Linked DNA regions of Homo sapiens: region 2 is linked to region 1. Evidence: chromatin contacts called from ENCODE Hi-C or POLR2A ChIA-PET data. All regions are on one chromosome and are shown on one strand. Each heading gives the region's core, a stretch centred on a gene start or an enhancer-like site at or near the end of the contact. The rest is flanking DNA. Distances are from core to core; before and after follow the strand shown.

Region 1 (3,167 bases), core at 207-2,706:
TATGCCTTTAGCTCCAGCCACCTTTTTAAGAGTAAATTGCTGGGCAGGAGGGGGAGGGCTAGTCACGGAACGAAACTGTAAGCCCGACCAGGTGTGAGGAGGGGAGGCGATAAAAAGATTATAGGGTGGAGGAGCAGAGGCTGAGGAAGAATTGGGACCTAGCTCGGCCTGGCGAGGAACAACCTGGGGAGGAAGGGAGAGGTCAGATGGGTCTGCAGAAAAGGAAGATTAGAAAGACTCAGCGACACTTGGGGTTGGTACTGAGGGGACAGGCGGGAGGGAAAGAAGGAAGATTTGGGACGAGTTGCACTGGTCACAGAGACTAGGAAGGGACTGATGTGTAAAAGAATGCCTGGACGTCAGGCACCTCAGACTGTTTGCCTATTTTACGACAAGAATTATTGAATTTTGCAGGATGGAAAAATTCAAAGTGCCATTTTCTGGCTATTTGGAACTACTGTCGAGTTTGTATTGGGGTCAAGCAGCATTGCAGAAGAAAATAAGGCATTTAGGTTTTAGGTCAGATGTGAGTTGAAGAGGTTTTAAGTTTTTGAGAACACAGGCTAAGGGAGAAGAAGGAGGAATGGAAGGTGGAAGCTTACCCATAGTGAAGGAGGCAAGCCCAGAGAAAAGAGTAGAGACAGGGAGAAGGGGCGGAGGGTTCTTGCCCTCCAGGAAAGCAGAGAAGGGGTTGGGGCAGGGAAATAAGGGATTGGGGCACAGAGATAAGAGGTCAGGGTGCAGAAATAAGTGATTGGGGCACAGAGATAAGAGGTTGGGGTGCGGCGGAAATAAGCGATTGGGGGGTTCTTGCCCCCTAGGAAAGCGGGACTTGCCGCTAAGGGTGAAGGAGAAGGGGTTGAGGGGTACTTGCCCCTGCCCCAGGAAAGCAGCACTTGCTGCTAAGGGTGAAGGGGAAGGGGTTGAGGGGTACTTGCCCCTGCCCCAGGAAAGCGGGACTTGCCGCTAAGGGTGAAGGACCAAGGCAGGCGTCCCTGCATGGTCTGACACCCTTGAAACGTGAGTGTATACTCAGAGAGGCGTCCCTGCAATGATCAAACACCAAGGGAAGGCTGCCTTCCCAGTCCGTGACCGGCGCCGGAGTTTTGGGTTCACGGATAAAACATGTCTCTTTTGTCTCTACCAGAAAATGAAAGGAATTGAAATTAAGAGAAGGGAGAGATTGAAGTGTGGCGCCACGATTGAAAGGAGAAAGAGGTTGAGGGATAGTGAGGGAGGTTGGAGAAGAGAGTAAAAAGAGGCCGCTTACCGGATTTGAAATTGGTGAGATGTTTCTTGGGCTGGTCGGTCTGAGGACCTGAGGTCGTAGGTGGATCTTTCTCATGGAGCAAAGAACAGGAGGACAGGGGATTGATCTCCCAAGGGAGGTCCCCCAATCCGAGTCACAGCACCAAATTTCATGCGCGTCCGTGTGAAGAGACCACCAAACAGGCTTTGTGTGAGAGCAGTAAAGCTGTTTATTTCACCTGGGTGCAGGTGGGCTGAGTCCGAAAAGAGAGTCAGCGAAGGGAAATAAGCGTGGGGCCGTTTTATAGGATTTGGGTAGGTAAAGGAAAATTACAGTCAAAGGGGGTTTGTTCTCTGGCGGGTAGGAGTGGGGGTCGCAAGGTGCTCAGTGGGGGTGCTTTTTGAGCCAGGATGAGCCAGGAAAAGGACTTTCACAAGGTAATGTCATCAGTTAAGGCAAGGACCAGCCATTTACACTTCTTTTGTGGTGGAATGTCATCAGTTACGGTGGGGCAAGGCATATTCACTTCTTTTGTGATTCTTCAGTTACTTCAGGCCATCTGGGCGTATACGTGCAAGTCACGGGGGATGCGATGGCTTGGCTTGGGCTCAGAGGCCTGACAGTAACACGTTTTAACTTTGCAAAAAATGTTTTGGCATTAATGGGCTCAAAAAGTGAAAGGAAATGTGTAATGGAAAATCAAATACTTTGTTCATGAGAATGTTAATGACAAACCTATAAATCCCAAAATGTTTATCAACACTTACCATGGGGGCTATATGACATCACTCACCACATGAAAAATAGAAAACACGAATCTGCTAAACTATTAGTATCTACTCTCATTCGAGAGTACATTTGAGATACATACTGTGCATGAACATGAGGACTTGACACGTGCAGACAAGGAAAGTATCCTGTGAAGCATGGCTTTTCATTTGGATCAAATGACTGCCTCTCTAAATCTGCACTCTGTGTCTGTTGTACACATACAAAAAGTGAAGCTGATGGGGTTCAGGGCATGCTGCTCCAAAATATGGTTCCTTGGCGTATTGAATATTTTAAACGGAAGAAATTTGAGGAAAACAGCAGAAGCGGGAAAGTGTCTCTGACTTTCCCCCAGCCTCCTTCCCTGATGCAGTTCATAAAACCTAGGAAAGATTTTCTGACCTTCCCCTGAAAGAGGTCATAGACTCTCATGTAAGATGTGCCCTCTCTATGCCAGGAAGAAAGGAACATCCTTATCCCTGAAAACAAAAGGTCACAGAAGGGAAACTGAACAAACTGGCCTTGCTGAGTTTCCCCAGTTTATAATCATCATGTCATACTTTTCACCCTATTATATTTCTCTATGACTCTCCTCTCTTCATCAAACCCAGCATAAAAATACACAGGTTTAAAAAATACACAGGTTTAACTGTTTCTTCAGGTATTTATTTCCTTATGAAAGCTCCCATTTCATGTAAAATGCATGTTAAATAAACATGTAAGCTTTTCTCTGGTTCATCTGTCTTTTGTTATAGGGGCCTCAGCCATGAACCTAAGATGGAGAGAGGAAAAGCTGGTCTCCTCCCCTACAAAGCGATAGATGGTAAGGTGCTGGATCCAATGGCAGAAAAAAAAGTTTCAAACAATTAAATGATGCCACTTTTATAGAAATGGAGTCAGATGCTTCATATTGGAAAACAGTTATTTTCAACAATGATTCCTTTTATTTTCATCCAATTCATGGTATCAAAGTAAAACATTTGGAATTTTATTTTGCTGACGGTAAAAACATCTGATATTACTAGAGTGAGATGTCATTGTAAATCCAGTTAAATGAATCAGTGCTATCATAAATTGTTTTTAAAAGTTCAAACTAAAGTTATCTTTGTGTCATAATTAAGTACAAATTTTGGCATAGCACAGTGTCATT
Region 2 (3,167 bases), core at 482-2,981, 470 kb before region 1:
TAAGACATATCCCCCGATGCTTCATATCTCTGTTAAATCTTCCAATAGCCAGTGTTCCCTCGGTTATAGACACAGAACTTCAGGGTTGGGAGAAATCTTAGAAAGCATATAGTTCAATTTTTTTTATTCTTATTTTTGAGACAGGGTCTCACTCTGTTGCTCAGGCTGGAATGCAGTGGCATGATCACGGCTCACTGCAGCCTTGACCTCCTGGGCTCAAGTGATCCTCCCTCCCCAGCCTCCCAAGTAGCTGGACCACAAGTATGCATCACCACATCCAGCTAACTATTTTTTAAAAAAATTTTTATAGAGACAAAGTCTCACTGTTTTATCCAGGCTTGCCTCGAACTGCTGGGCTCAAGCGATCCTCCCACCTCAGCTTCCCTATGTGATGGGATTACAGGTGTGAGCCACTGCACCTGGCCTAGTTCAATCTTATTTTACTTATGATACAACTGAAGCCCAGAAAGATTATATGACTTTCCCAAGGTCACTCAGTTAATAGGACAGTTCATACTCCAGATACCTATTTCTTATTAATGCTGTTGGTTCCTCTCTTCACAATATGAAAAAAAGCAATTATTAATGGACTAGGATTGTGTCAATGGTTATATGAGTTTTATCTCTAGTTAGAAATCTTGCCTATCTTTGTGAGAGTAGGCTCTGAATAAATGTACTCTGTATTTCTTAGCCTAATATGTATTTGCATGTTCTGACTCCATAGAACCCATCAGTGAATACATCACTCTTCACTCAATTCCTTCCCACTGCTTTGTGAGAAAGTCTTTGATGATTTTCTGCAAACAGCCAATAGTATCTTCTTGAGTTTTCATCTACTTTTGTACCCACTTAGTGCTCCTTTGATTAGAGATTCTAACTACAGTATCTGCTTTTCACTTTTTGGGACATGGAATATAAAAGTGGGTGGAAATTGCAATCTGCATAATGGAAGAAAAATTGCACTCCTACTAGTTTATAGAAAGGTTGACATTTGCTGTGAAGCGTTCAGTTCCCGGGTTCTGGTCAGATATGCATTTCTGTGCTCACCACTGTGGAGAGGAAGGTACCACATGGGGGTGTCACGTAGGTTGTAAAAGGAAGACGGTTGTCTGTCAGGGTAGTGTCCCAAGAGAAACTGCCCTATTACGGCTGTGATCTGGAATGAATATACTTCTGGCACCTTTACTAGGATGTCAGTGGGAAAGTCCCATTAGTCATCTTTGCCAGATGGGGGCTTCCGGACACCTCCGCATGGCTGTACATGTCTGTATTAATAAAAACACTGAAGCCACATGGGTTTTGGCCACACGTCTCATCCTGTCGACCCTCTGGCCCTGCAAGGATTACAAAGAGGGAAATAAGTCATGGAGCCTGATCTTTGAATGGTTTTACTTTTGAAATGTGGGAGATGTTATGTTCACTATTTCTCTTGGGATAAACCTCCAGAGAATTTGGAGCTTTAAGGGCAGAGCCCACTTTAGGCTACCCTGGGAGCTCTGAAAGAGGTGCCTTTCCAGGTGATTCTGATAAGCTCTGATGTTTGAGAATCACTGCTTTGAAGAAATCACTCATTTTCTCAGGATGTCATCAGCCCAATAAACAGTGATACAACTTAATTGACATCAAAAAGAATGATACCATTATCTTTGTTTTGACTTCACTGAATTCAAATTTTGCTCTTCTTCATACAGAAGCTGGTATGAACATCCTGGTTAATGACCGCATACTATAGAAGAAGCCCGTTTTGTTTTTCTGCTGCCTGCTTGTGGTGTCACTTTCTGTTCTATTACATGTAACCAGAGTCAGAGGAAATTCTGGCTCAAGATAGAACCCAGAGAGTAAAGTCCCCTGAACTTTTTCTTCCACTGGGTACTCCGCCGGCGATGAATGATCAGGTATTAGGGCAAGCCCTAAAATGCATGCCCAGGACCAGACCCCTTGCTCTGTTCTCTCCTGCTCCGTGGAGGTGATGTGGCTGTTAGTGGAGTTTGTTGTTACGGGTGGACTTGGTCAGTAGGAGCTGCTATGGTTTGAATATGTCCCCTAAAGTTCATGAGTTAAAAATTGAATTGCTGGCCAGGTGCAGTGGCTCATCCCTGTAATCCCAGCACTTTGGGAGGCTGAGGTGGGTGGATCACCTGAGGTCAGGAGTTCGAGACCAGCCTGGCCAACATGGTGAAACCCCATCTCTACTGAAAATACAAAAAATTAGCCAGGCGTGGTGGCAGACACCTGTAATCCCAGCTACTCGGGAGGCTGAGGCATGAGAATCGCCTGAACCCTGGAGGCAGAGGTTGCAGTGAGCTGAGATCATGCCACTGCACTCCAGCCTGGGCAACAAGAGTGAAACTCCGTCTCAAGAAAAAAAAAAAATTGAATTGCCGTTTTAACAGTATTAAGAGGTGGAGCCTTTAAAAGGTGATGAGGTCATGAAGGCTGTGTCCTCGTTACTGGATTAATGCTGCTATCTGGGTTAATTATCTCGGGAGTGGGCTCCTGATAAAAAGTTAAGTTTAGCCTCCACTATCTCTGTCTGTCTCTTCTGCTCTTACCATATGATGCCCTTCCGTCAGTCATGGCATAGCAGAAGGTCCTCACCAGATGCATCCCCTCAATGTTGGACTTTCAGTCTCCAGAACTGTGGCCAAATAAATCTCTTTTCTTTGTAAATTACCCAACCTGTGGTATTCTGTTATAGCCACAGAAAATGGACTAAGAAAAGAGCCTATCTGATTGCCTGGATCCAGAGCTTTATCTGCAGTGGATGTAATCCTCTTCTAAGAGGGGAAGCTCCGTATAGAGAAAACAGCCCCAGGAAAAGAGCCAGGAGACCAGAGTCCTGCCTCTGACTCTCCAGTCAGCCAACTGGTGGTCCTGGACATGTGTGTTCAAGTCTCTAGGCCTCTCTTTCTTAACCTGTAAAATGAAGTTGGTGGTAGCGGTGCAAGTTAAACTGGATTTACTAAATCCAGTGGCCTCTTTGTCATTTTATTTATATATCAGCTATAACATTTAATATTGTTGATCATTTTCTCCTTAAAATATTCACCTTTTTGGCTTTTGGGTCACCATTTTCATGTTGGTTCAACAAATGTTATTGGATTAGGCATTGTCTTAGGGAGTGAGAATACATGTAAGACAGTTTTTGTCTTTGAGGTGCCCACAAG

What was found. A loop is a pair of places that touch in the nucleus more often than their neighbours do. ChIA-PET counts read pairs that join two places held with the same protein, here RNA polymerase II (POLR2A). Pooled maps may share reads with other maps.
Region 2: a loop to region 1 is called in a pooled map, with 3 times the contacts of the local background. The contact joins the enhancer-like site here to the promoter of LINC00428 in region 1. A Hi-C loop is called at or near these places in 2 of 37 single-sample maps with no recorded cell type and 7 of 50 pooled maps. POLR2A ChIA-PET finds 5 or more read pairs at or near these places in 1 of 52 experiments (H1).

Annotation. Positions count from the first base shown.
Region 1 is chr13:42,871,288-42,874,454 of GRCh38, forward strand. It overlaps LINC00428 (long intergenic non-protein coding RNA 428), which reads right to left and starts at 1,457. Exons shown (of 5, transcript NR_126389.1): 1 at 1,271-1,457. RefSeq lists an enhancer at 1,364-2,152.
Region 2 is chr13:42,404,745-42,407,911 of GRCh38, forward strand. No RefSeq gene overlaps it. Among named protein-coding and RNA genes, the nearest start is that of LINC02341, 19 kb to the right of the region's middle. RefSeq lists enhancers at 842-2,041, 1,135-1,544. Within about 2 kb of position 1,732, at least 3 of the 41 ENCODE cell types and tissues checked have a DNase peak (open chromatin) inside an H3K27ac peak, as active enhancers do.